Regions from separate parts of the Homo sapiens genome. Here all the other regions are linked to region 3. The links are chromatin contacts, found by Hi-C or POLR2A ChIA-PET in ENCODE. All regions are on one chromosome and are shown on one strand. Each heading gives the region's core, a stretch centred on a gene start or an enhancer-like site at or near the end of the contact. The rest is flanking DNA. Distances are from core to core; before and after follow the strand shown.

What was found. Hi-C counts contacts between places; a loop is a spot of excess contacts on that map. ChIA-PET counts read pairs that join two places held with the same protein, here RNA polymerase II (POLR2A). Pooled maps may share reads with other maps.
Region 1: a loop to region 3 is called in a map of PC-3, with 4 times the contacts of the local background. The contact joins two enhancer-like sites. A Hi-C loop is called at or near these places in 17 of 168 maps with a recorded cell type or tissue (IMR-90, MCF 10A, PC-3 and 13 more) and 19 of 50 pooled maps. POLR2A ChIA-PET finds 5 or more read pairs at or near these places in 5 of 52 experiments (MCF 10A, PC-9, SK-N-SH and 2 more).
Region 2: a map of endothelial cell of umbilical vein shows a loop between it and region 3 (5-fold over the local background). The contact joins two enhancer-like sites. A Hi-C loop is called at or near these places in 18 of 168 maps with a recorded cell type or tissue (Caco-2, Caki2, Calu3 and 14 more) and 15 of 50 pooled maps. POLR2A ChIA-PET finds 5 or more read pairs at or near these places in 7 of 52 experiments (AG04450, BJ, H1 and 4 more).
Region 4: a map of PC-3 shows a loop between it and region 3 (12-fold over the local background). The contact joins two enhancer-like sites. A Hi-C loop is called at or near these places in 8 of 168 maps with a recorded cell type or tissue (Calu3, MCF 10A, PC-3 and 5 more) and 1 of 50 pooled maps. POLR2A ChIA-PET finds 5 or more read pairs at or near these places in 4 of 52 experiments (MCF 10A, activated CD4-positive, alpha-beta T cell, activated naive CD4-positive, alpha-beta T cell and 1 more).

Annotation. Positions count from the first base shown.
Region 1 is chr10:29,739,440-29,742,139 of GRCh38, forward strand. No RefSeq gene overlaps it. Among named protein-coding and RNA genes, the nearest start is that of SVIL, 110 kb to the left of the region's middle. Within about 2 kb of position 1,377, at least 4 of the 41 ENCODE cell types and tissues checked have a DNase peak (open chromatin) inside an H3K27ac peak, as active enhancers do; they include tibial artery, where a contact is called at or near this core.
Region 2 is chr10:29,848,730-29,851,500 of GRCh38, forward strand. No RefSeq gene overlaps it. Among named protein-coding and RNA genes, the nearest start is that of JCAD, 210 kb to the right of the region's middle. Within about 2 kb of position 1,267, at least 5 of the 41 ENCODE cell types and tissues checked have a DNase peak (open chromatin) inside an H3K27ac peak, as active enhancers do; they include IMR-90 and endothelial cell of umbilical vein, where a contact is called at or near this core.
Region 3 is chr10:29,802,863-29,805,562 of GRCh38, forward strand. No RefSeq gene overlaps it. Among named protein-coding and RNA genes, the nearest start is that of SVIL, 170 kb to the left of the region's middle. Within about 2 kb of position 1,434, at least 19 of the 41 ENCODE cell types and tissues checked have a DNase peak (open chromatin) inside an H3K27ac peak, as active enhancers do; they include IMR-90, PC-3, PC-9 and 2 more, where a contact is called at or near this core.
Region 4 is chr10:29,756,748-29,759,487 of GRCh38, forward strand. No RefSeq gene overlaps it. Among named protein-coding and RNA genes, the nearest start is that of SVIL, 120 kb to the left of the region's middle. Within about 2 kb of position 1,329, at least 8 of the 41 ENCODE cell types and tissues checked have a DNase peak (open chromatin) inside an H3K27ac peak, as active enhancers do; they include PC-3, PC-9 and endothelial cell of umbilical vein, where a contact is called at or near this core.

The DNA of each region.
Region 1 (2,700 bases), core at 127-2,626, 63 kb before region 3:
GCTTCAATTGGTTTCATACAGCGTCCCTGATGCCTCCCAGAGGCCTCCTTCTTTCCCACTCCCACCACTATTGCCTCAGTCCAGGCCCTTCTACTATTTCCCCTCTGGCTTTTGACGCCAGCCTCCTGATCCCTGCTCCAGCCTGGCTTCTGAGCCAGCATCCCCCACACCATATCTTCAGTGATCTTTCAAAAACAGAAACCTGATGACCCTGCAGGCCTTCTTAAACTCTCTCAATGGATTCCCTGGATGTTCCAGGAGAAATACGCAAGCTCCGTGGCCCATCTCTGGCTATGGCCTCATCTGCACCCTTCACTCCAACCATAGGGACCACTTGTGCCCAATGCCCTGCATATTCAAGAGGTTCCATGCTCTCTGAACACACTTGCTTGGTCTAGAGAGAAGGTGTCACCTCCTTTCCAGCCTCCTCCAGGAGTCACCAACTTCAAGAAGCCTGCCTGCTTCTTTCTGAACTAAGGACCCCCTTCTGCTCCCACAGCACCCAATTAAGTTGCAGTCATAGCCATCAAATGTTGGACTGTAATCACCAGGTCACTTCTCTGTGTCCTTCATTAACCTGTGAGTTGGGGGAGGGCAAAGGTCTTACCCATTTTTGCAAGTTTGAAGTCTAGATTAAACTTGATGCTCCAAAAAAATTATGTGTGTGTGTGTGTTTGCTTTAATGAATGAATGAATTCTTAGAAAGTCAGAGGATTTGTTCAAACATAGCTTTTGTTGCAAATACCTTATTTGGGGCAATCCTCACTTCCTTGATAATACTTGTGAACATTCTCCCTTAAGTCACCTCCTAGTGAAAATATAGTTTCATCTTTTAGAATCCCTAATTAGCTTCTATGCCTTCTAAATATTCTGGGTTCCTTACACAGAGCTTTTCAAACTGTGGGTCCTGGAATCAATTTTGTGGATAAAGACCAGCTTTATTATTATTACTTTTTGATAAAACAGAAGTAGAAGTAAAAACACGAAAGTACATCCTACATAGTAAGAAAAAGCATTGAACCCAGGTATGGTGGCTCACGCCTGTAGCCTTAGCTACTGAGGCCAAGGCGAGAGACCGGGAGTTAGAAACCAGCCTGGGCAACATAGCGAGACCCTGGCTCCAAAAAAAAGGAAGTATTGTTTTCATGAAATCTTTTGTTTCAGTTCACTGTATTTATGAGTTGTATGTATTTATTGTATTTATGTGTGTGCAGGGTTGTTGTGTTGTCAAATGTATTCCTCCCTGTGGGTCACAGTTAAAAAGCTGAAGTGACAACTGCCTGAGGCAGTGCTGGAGCTGTGCTCACCAGAGAGCCCAGATTTATGGAGCTCTTGGAGAGGGGTACAGTTAAGCAAAGCTTGGAGAGTGAAACACAGTGCTCCCTCTGCAAACAGTAGGTGCTCTGTAAAGGCTTGTATGGCCTGGAGGTGGGTAAAAATGTACAAGTTGGGTGTGGGAAGTCCCCTTGGCTGGAGTCTATTGGGGAGTAGGCAGAAATGATGCTAGTGACACAGAGAAGGGAAGAGAGACTGGTTTGCTGCTAGATGCAGCCGTTGTTCTCCAAGGTTCCCAAACAAAGGCAAGAGGTACAGGGACGTGGGATTTCCTAATCCAGTTTTCAGCACGAATCTTCCAAGATTAAAAGTCTGTTATGAAGCTAACCTTCACTGAAATAAAAGTACTGCTTTCTCTGTGTTAAGAGTCGGAGATCTAAGAAGCCCAGGGCGGCCTGCAGCACTCAAAACAATGTGTTCTGTTAACCAGCAGAGCTTTCTAATCTCTGATAGTCCGCTAGTCTGGAAGGCCTATTGAGAGGGGCAGAGATGAGATAGGGTTATATAACAAAGAAAAATAACAAGCAGTCCTTAGAAAACTATAACCTTGATAGTTATGCCAAGTATTTCCATCCATATTAAAAGCCTTTAACCAAGGAACCTAGATCCAGCCCACAAATATTTAGAAGGGAAGGTTCTCACTCCCTAGTCTAAAGTTTAGAATCTGTAAAAGAAGGTTGCCATGTAAATAAAGAATACATATTATTGCTCCTCATTTGTTGTTGTTGCTTTAGTTATTCTGGTCTGGGCAGATTAGAAAAATTGAAACTTGGGCCAGGGGAATGTGGACTTAAAAAAAAATTTTTTTTTTTAAAGGGAGACAAATAGCGTGGGCCAGAGACAGCCAAAATTATAATAAAAAAAAATTCTGGAAGACAGCTTCTCTATTCTCCTACTTTTAAAAAGAAATACACTTAGCCATGAATATTATTATGGAATTATATTTTGAATTTGGAAGATGGACAAAATCTGAAAGAAATCAGACTGTGACAAGCATGAATTTTAACAAAACTTTAAAATGGGTTCCAGATTATTCAACTTCTTTAGTTTTCGGGATGGGAAATAAACAGGATGCTTTGGCAAAAAAAAAAAAGTGGTTTTGAAAAATTTCTGGAGGCTGAAATATTCTTATTCTTTGATATTATTTCTAATATCAGCCATGTTTCAGCCATTGAAACTAAACTAGATGGGTGTCAGTTGAATTTCTTTTTCTAAATACAGAGAAGACTTTTTAACTATTACTATACTTTAAATATAGTTTGACCACACCAAAACTCCTGCTGAAATTTGATCTCCAATGTGGCAGTGTTGAGAGGGAGATCCTAGTGGGAGATGTCTGGATGATGGGGGCAGATCCCTCATGAA
Region 2 (2,771 bases), core at 17-2,516, 46 kb after region 3:
ACAAAAATTAGGCCAGGTGAAGTGGCTCACACCTGTAATCCCAGCACTTTGGGAGGTGGACACGGGTGGATCACCTGAGGTCAGCAGTTCGAGACCAGCCTGACCAACATGGAGAAACTCTGTCTCTACTAAAAAAAAAAAAAACAAAAAAAATTTACCCAGGTGTGGTGGTGCATGCCTGTAATCCCAGCTACTCAGGAGGCTGAGGCAGGAGAATCACTTGAACCCAGGGGGCAGAGGTTGCGGTGAGCTGAGATTGAGCTATTGCACTCCAGTCTGGGCAACAAAAGTGAAACTCCATCTTGGAAAAAAAAAAAAAAGGCAGGTGTGGTGGCGGATGCCTGTAATCCCTGCTACTTGGGAGGCTGAGGCAGGAGAATTGTTCCAACCTGGGAGGTGGAGGTTGCAGCGAGCTGAGATCGCACCATTGCACTCCAGCCTGGGCAACAAGAGCGAAACTCCGTCTCAAAAAATGAATAAATAAATAAATAAATAAAGCAGAACACTCACATGTCCCTCTACAATCACCTCCCCACCCATACTGGCCCCAGGCAACCACTTTTCTGTTTTCTGTCACTCCAGATTAGTTTTGCCTTTTCAAGAATTTCCTATAAATGGAATCATATGTCATATTTTAAGCTTCTGTAAAACAAATGGAAAAGCCAGAGAAACCCCATCCATTGGAATGGGGTCTACCAGTGTGGATCTGGATATGCTTGGCCAGCTTTTCTTGGCACTGCTCAAATTGGAGATAGACTATCCTATAGGCACAGCTCTTGCTCTTCCCTGGCTCACGGTCCCACCACACTCTAGCTCAGGCTTCTCTCTGTGGCACTCTGTACTCACGGCGATTTCTCCCTCGCTTTTGGAGCTGCCTTTCCCTTCTTGGCCCACATCTACCAACTGGAAAAGAAAACAGAAAATGAAACCGCTGGAAAGGCATCTTTCCTGGAGAGTCTGCTAATCTTTGTGGAGAACCACACAGGAAGCATGTCCCCTCAGTTCTCACTGACATCCCAGATAATGTAAACTCCCCACTTCCTGTACAGCTGGCTCAGGAATTGGCCTCTCTGACACAATGAAGGAAGCTTCAGTTTCTCATTATTTAACAGTTGGACACCCACTTGCTCTCTTGGATCCTAGGGCTATCTTTCCCTCTTTTTTCAAGGGTTTTGTTTTCTTTCTTCATCTGGTTCACCTTCAGATTTAAGAAAGTGTGAGAGAGAATGATGGTCTAGTCTTTTCATCATTTCTTCTTCTCGCTAAACCTGTCTGGTTCTTCATCCATATGCGGAACATTTTTTATGACTGAGTAGACAGAAATGGGCTTCTGGAGCCCAGCTATCATTTGACATATTGTTGTTATTCTTCCCAGTAAAAACACTTCCACAAAAGAGCAACTGGTGGTAACTGAATATGTCTGCAGAAAAAAAGAAAATAAATATGCAGTACATTTCAATATGAGAACATTTTCCCTCCTCTGGCTTCCTGGAGTATATAGTGCAGGTGGCAAGGAAATATCCTTTGCCTTACACAGTATAAAGGCTAGACCAGCGGTTCTCAAAATGCAATCCTTAGACAGTGGCATCAGTGTCACCTGGCATATTGTTATCTATTGCTGCATCGCATGTATCCCAAAACTCAGTGGTGTTAAACACCAGTCAACATTTATTATTTCTCACAGTTTCTGTGGGTCAGGAATTTAGCTTAACTGGCTGGGGTCCCATGAGATTACAGACAAGATGTTACCCAGAGCTGTGGTCTCATCTGAAGGCTCTATGAAATCAGTTTCCAAGGTGGCACACACAGGCGGCTGGCAAATTTGTGCCAGGTGTTGGTGAGATGCCTCATTTCCTCCCTAGGTTGCTCACGTGTCCTCCAGACACGAAGGTCTGCCTTTCCCAGAGGGTGTGATCCAAGAGAGAGGGTGTGGAAACTGCTGTGCCTTTTAGAGCCTTGTCTTAAAATCACATGGCCATCTATTAACATCAAACATAGTTAGAAACAAGTCATTTAATCTAGATCACACTTAAGGGGAGGAAAAGAAGTCTCCACCTTTTGAAGGCAGGAATGTGAAAAAGGTTGTGGACATATTCTAAAAATTACACACCTGGCCAAGAAATGCACTTTCTTGGGCCACACTCCAGACCTACTGAATCAGACACTGTGGGGCTGGGTCCATCAGTCTGTTTTCACAAGCCCTCTGGGTGATTTTGGTGCTGGCTAAAGTTGGGGAACGACCAGGTTGGACAAAAGGACACTAAGAAAACCTCAACTCACTTGTAGTGAAGCCTCACCAGCCAGGGCTACCTTCTAGAATCTAGAAGCTGAGTTTTCATGAATCCACTGAGAGATAATGGCCTTACTTCAAGTTCATCTATAGCAAAGGTACAGTAGGCAGAATGATCCCCCACGCCCCCACAATGTCCATGTCCTAATCCCAGAAACCTTTGACTATGTCACCTGACATGACAAAAGGGACTTTGCAAATGTGATTAAGTTAAGTATCTTGAGGTGGGATATTAACCTGGATTATCCAGTCGGGCTCCAGTTAATCAGAAAGGATTTTCATAAAAGAGAGACAGGAGTTAGATGGAGGAAGGGGCCATGAGCCAAGGAATACAGCCAAGCCCTAGAAGCTGGAAAAGTCGAGACCACAGAATCACCCTGAGAATCACCAGAAATAACGCAGCCAGGCTGACCTATTCTCGACTTCAGAGCTCCGGAACTGTCAGATAATACATGTGTGTTGTTTTAGGCCCCTGAGTCTA
Region 3 (2,700 bases), core at 184-2,683:
AGAGCCTTCTTTTTTTTTCTTTTTTTTTTTTGAAGACAGGGTTTTCCTCTGTTGCCCAGGCTGGAGTGCAGTGTTGTGAACACAGCTCACTGCAGCCTTGACCTCATGGGCTCAAGTGATCCTGCTGCCTCAGCCCCCTAAGTAGCCAAGACTACAGGTGCACACCACCACACCTGGCTAATTCTTGTATTTTTTGTAGAGATGAGGTTTTGCTATGTTGCCCAGGCTGGTCTCGAACTCCTGAGCTCAAGAGATTTGCCTGCCTTGGCCTCTCAAAGTGCAGGGCTTACAGGTGTGAGTGAGGAGCCTTCTTTACATGCTGTCTGACATGTCATTGTTCAGAACTTAATTACACGGTTGCAAGGGAATGTGGTAAGTGTAGCCTTTTCATAGGGTGCCTTGCAGCCCTTAATAACATCTGTCATTAGATTTCTAAATAATGGGTACAGTCTTGGCTATAAGAGTCATCAGTGCAAACAGTGTTTACAGCCATGGCATTGGACGATGACGTGATCGGCAGAGGAAGGGAAACCAATCACAGAGGTGCTCATCCACAGCTGTAACGTGCCTCTGGCTCACAGAAACATGGAGCACCAGAGCTTGGCTTGGCTTGTATTGGTCATTCTTTGTCTTATTCCTGGGCCATGCATTTTTATAGCACGTGTTTGTCCTTTTCCTTTTGACCTACTTTACCCTTATACAACCTAGTTGAGTTTTATGCACTCTTTCAAGAAGCCCTTCTAGAACACGACTGTGTATAAATAAATAACAAACAAAGCTTTGATCAGTCTTCCTCTGTCAGAATGGGGAAAGAAGGCGAAAGAAGTAGAAAAAGAGGAAGTAGAGGAAGGGAAAGGGGCAGGAAATGAGTGGAAAGCAAACTGAGTGATTGAGGAGATTTTTGTTGGGGGTCGGGGAGATGCCTCAGAGCTTGTGTATTTACATGAGTCATCTGGACACGCTGAAACCCAGTTTCAACTTGAAGGGTTCCTCTCCAACCAACTGCTTCCTGGGGTCTGTCTGGAGAGTTACCAGAAGGTAATCTTCAACTAGAAGTGATTATTAGGTGGGCATAGGCAGCTGTTGTTGGCAAAGGAAATGCATTTCTTTTTGCTTACCTGTGACCAGTGGTTTGAGTCTCATGGAAGAAGCTCTCAATGATAGAAACTGAAGTCAGTGCCACATATGTAATTATATAAAGAACTTTGTGATTGCAGCTCAGGAAATGGTCTGGGTTTCAGACGTCCTCTGTCCTCACTGATGATGGCTGAAACTGAGGGTTTCAAAGTCTCTGGTTGGTGCCAGAGGGTACAGTTGGGTACAGAAAAGTGAGGAAATACTCTGGAGTCAAATAAAAATGCAAGAAGCAGAGAGCTTTTGAGGATATACAATGTGACGCTTAATGTTTGTCTTCCTTAAATGTCCTCAGTGCCACCATGACTAAGTTCTGGAAACAGAGAATCCTGTTTTGATTCTGTGACTCAGAGGGCATAATATGTTGGCTCTTTGCCCTGGGGCCCAGGGTATCCAGTGAAGCAAAAACAACTAGGCTACAGCTGCACTTCCCTGTGCTGCATGCTGCAGGGGCTGGAACCAGAAAGGCCACAGGGAATCTGAGAAAATTCACTTCTCTTAAGCTTCTCACTATTTCTCCAAAGCAAAGACAGGAGGGCTGCTGCCAGGACTGTGAGAGTTTGTACAGTATTGTGGTGCAATTGCAAAAGGCGTGCTTTCTCCTGGCAGGTGCAGCCCCCACACAGGGCTCAGCATGTGGTTAGTGGAGAACAGGCTGGATTTAGGTCCCCATCCTCCCTCTCAGCAGAGCATCCCTGCAGAGAGAAAAACCCACACACCCACCCACCTGTGGTAGCGCTGGCTGCTACCTACTTCACACATCCTGCCTGATAAGGTTTGGCTGCGTCCTCACCCAAATCTCACCTTGAATTGTAACTTCCATAATTCCCAAGTGTTGTGGGAGGGACCCAGTGGGAGATAATTGAATATGGGGGCAGTTTCCCCCATACTGTTCTTGTGGTAGTGAGTAAGTCTCTTGAGATCTGATTTTTATAAGAGGTTTCCCCTTTTGCTTGGGTCTCATTTTCTCCCTTGTCTGCCACCATGTAAGATGTGCCTTTCACCTTCTGCCATGATTGTGAGGCCTCCCCAGCCATGTGGGACTGTGAGTCAATTAAACCTCTTTTTCTTTATAAATTACCCACTCTCAGATATGTCTTTATCAACAGCGTGAAAACGGACTAATACACTGCCTGTCACCACTGGGGCTGTCCCAATGCTTCATGCCCTTGGAGTGGTGGCCTCTGAAGCAGAGTTTAGTGTGTAGCATGTGTCTGAGGCGTGTGCTTGAGATCAACTCCCGTGGCAGGGAGACAGAAGGCAGGAGAGTGCGAGGGAGAAGTCAAACTGTGATGAAATCTGATGATGGCCTTGGGCAGCCCTGTGGGGAGCCCTGGAGCTAGAATGTTCTCCAGTGTTGGACCAAGCTGGTCAGGCCTGTATCCCTCTGTGGTTTAGGGTAAAGCCGCTCTTCAGCTAAGATGAGTCCTGAGTTGGGGCAGCTGACAGCTGACACCCAGCCACCAGCATGCCCAGTGGTGGGGGCAACAAGTCTGTCCATGAAGGGAGATATAGAAGGCATGTCACAGTGTCTGCCACACCACCCCAAGGCTGCCCTTTAATAAC
Region 4 (2,740 bases), core at 79-2,578, 46 kb before region 3:
TCTGCATCTTGACTGTAGCGGTTGCTTACTTGAGTATATACACTTGTCAGAACTCATCAGATGTACATTTTTTTTTTTGAGACAGAGTCTTACTTTGTCACGCGTGGCTTACTGCAACCTTGAACTTTTTGGCTCAAGGGAGCCTCCTGTCTCAGCCTCCTGAGTAGCTAAGACTACAGGGGTGCACAACCATGCAGGGATAATTTAAAACAATTTTTGTTTTTTTTTTGTAGAGATGGTGTCTCGCTATGTTGCCCAAGTTGGTCTTGAACTCCTGGCTGCAAGCAATCCTCCTACCTCAGTCTCCCAAAGTGCCGGGATTACAAGCATACATTTTAAATGGTGGTATTTTATTGCACTAAAATTTTACTTTGATAAAGTTGATGAGACAAATTGTGAGTAAAATACATATAAGGAGTAACAATTTATGGGAAATCTCAATCTGCAAAACAGGCTTTCCTCTGCCGATGCCCTGTGGACTTGGTGGGAGACCTGGCCGGCATCCACTCTCTCACCCATCTTGAGACCTCATTGTTAGTGCTAAGTCATGAGACAAGCTAGGAATTCTGTTTCAGCTCTTAGTTGAGAGACTTTCCCTCCTCTTCTCAGCCCTGGTATGATTTCTCAGGCTGTCATCTCTTTTTCCCCCACCTTTCCAGAACTCCTAGGGATTTGAGCAGCTCATTCTTGCCCAGCCCACTTCTCACTGGAGGGCCAGGTCTTTTCCAAGTTCACGGAGAGAGAAGTGAACTTTTACCTTCATTTGCCCTCTTTTTCTCTTCTGCTCACTACTTTTTCTGTCTAGGCCCCCTAGTCATGTCCTATTTCTGCTGGGCTCTTCCAGACCTTCCTGCCCACTCAGTTCTTCACTTCCACCCCCAATTCCTGTCCTAATGTCACCGTGGCACAGCTCATGAGAAGTTTCAGGAGCTACCCTTTGATTTCAGAGTGACTCAAGGACTCAGGAAAGAGGGGATGACCCCAAATGAACCAGCAGCCAACCAGACAATGCCTGGTGTGTTAAGGCTTTTCAGTAAGCACTTCCTTCAAGGAATGACAGTTGGCCTTGCCCCAAAAGAATCTATTTAAATGTGATTACACTTGTGGTTTCTTCTTATTTCTGCAGGACAGAGTTGAAACTCCTCAGTGGTGCCCACTGGGCCATCACACTCTGGTCTTTGCACATGCCTGGAACCCCGGCGATCTCTTGTTTCTCCACCAAGGGAACTCTGCTTGTAACACTTTAAGCCTCAGCTGAAAAGTGGTCTCCTGGGTGAAGTCTCACCTGTGCACCCACCTGAGGGTGAGTCAGCTCTGCTCCCCTGGCTCTCACCGCGGCTGTTATAGCATTTACCGGAGTCCCACAGTGACTCATTTGTCCATCACCCTCCCGACAAACCTTCCAGCTTCTGAAGGGCAGAGACAGCATCATAATCATCTTTTATAACTCCCGTGCCTAGTGCTACTCCCAATCCCTAGTAAGCATTCAAATATTTCTTACTGCAGTGCTTGGGACTGTCATAAACACAGAAACTGAATAAGGCTTCGTGTTTCCATCGCCTGGAACTTGCAGGCCAGAAGGAGAGCTAAAACACTCATATAAGTGTAATGCAAGGTAAAATGGGATGTAGGAGGCACTAGTTTGAATATTGGGTAGAACTAGAACTGCAAGGGAGAAAGATTCAAGTTAGAATAACTGGCACAGAAGTTTGCATTTACCTAACAAAATTGCTAATTATTAGTGAGTGTCTTCTCTGTGCCAAGGACCAGGTTAAACATTTTTTTTTTCTTTTAGGACCAGGTTAAATATTTACCTCCTGTACTAGTTCCCTGTGACTGCTGTAAGAAAGTGTCACAAATTAGGTGGCTTTAAACAGAGAAATTTGTTCTCTTATAGTTCTGGAGGCTAGAATATAAAGTCAAGGTGTCAGGCCGGGCACAGTGGCTCACACCTGTAATCCCAGCACTTTGGGAGGCCAATGTGGGACAATTGCTTGAGGCTGGGAGTTCAAGACCAGCCTGGTCAACAGAGAGAGAACCTGTCTCACGCCTGTAATCCCAGCACTTTGGGAGGCTGAGGCAGGCAGATCACGAGATCAAGAGATCGAGATCATCCTGGCTAACATGGTGAAAACCCATCTCTACTAAAAATACAAAAATTAGCTGGGCGTGGTGGCACACGCCTGTAATCCCAGCTACTGGGGAGGCTGAGGCAGGAGAATCGCTTGAACCCGGGAGGCGGAGGTTGCAGTGAGCCGAGATCGTGCCACTGCACTCCAGCCTGGCAACAGAGCGAGACTCCATCACAAAATAAATAAATAAATAAATAAATAAATAAATAAATAAATAAAAATAAAAAATAAAAAATGAGCCAGGCATGATGGTATGCACCTGTAGTCCCAGCTACTCAGGAGGCTGAGATGGGAGGATTACCTGAGCCCAAGTTAAAAGCTACTGTGAGCTGTGATCATGTCACTGCACTCCAGCTTGGGTGACAGAGCAAGACCCTGTATCAATCAATTAATCACTAAATAAAAATGAGTGAAAACCAAATTAAGTCCAGGTGTCAGCAGGGCCATGGCCCTTCTGAGGGCTCTAGAGAAGAATCCTTCCTCATCTCTTCCAGCTTCTGGTGGTGGCCACCCTGCTTGGTATTCTTTAGCTTGTGGCTGGTTCACTCCAGTCTGCTGCCTCCTTCATCACATGACCTTCTTCTTTGTGTATGTGGACATCTCTGTGT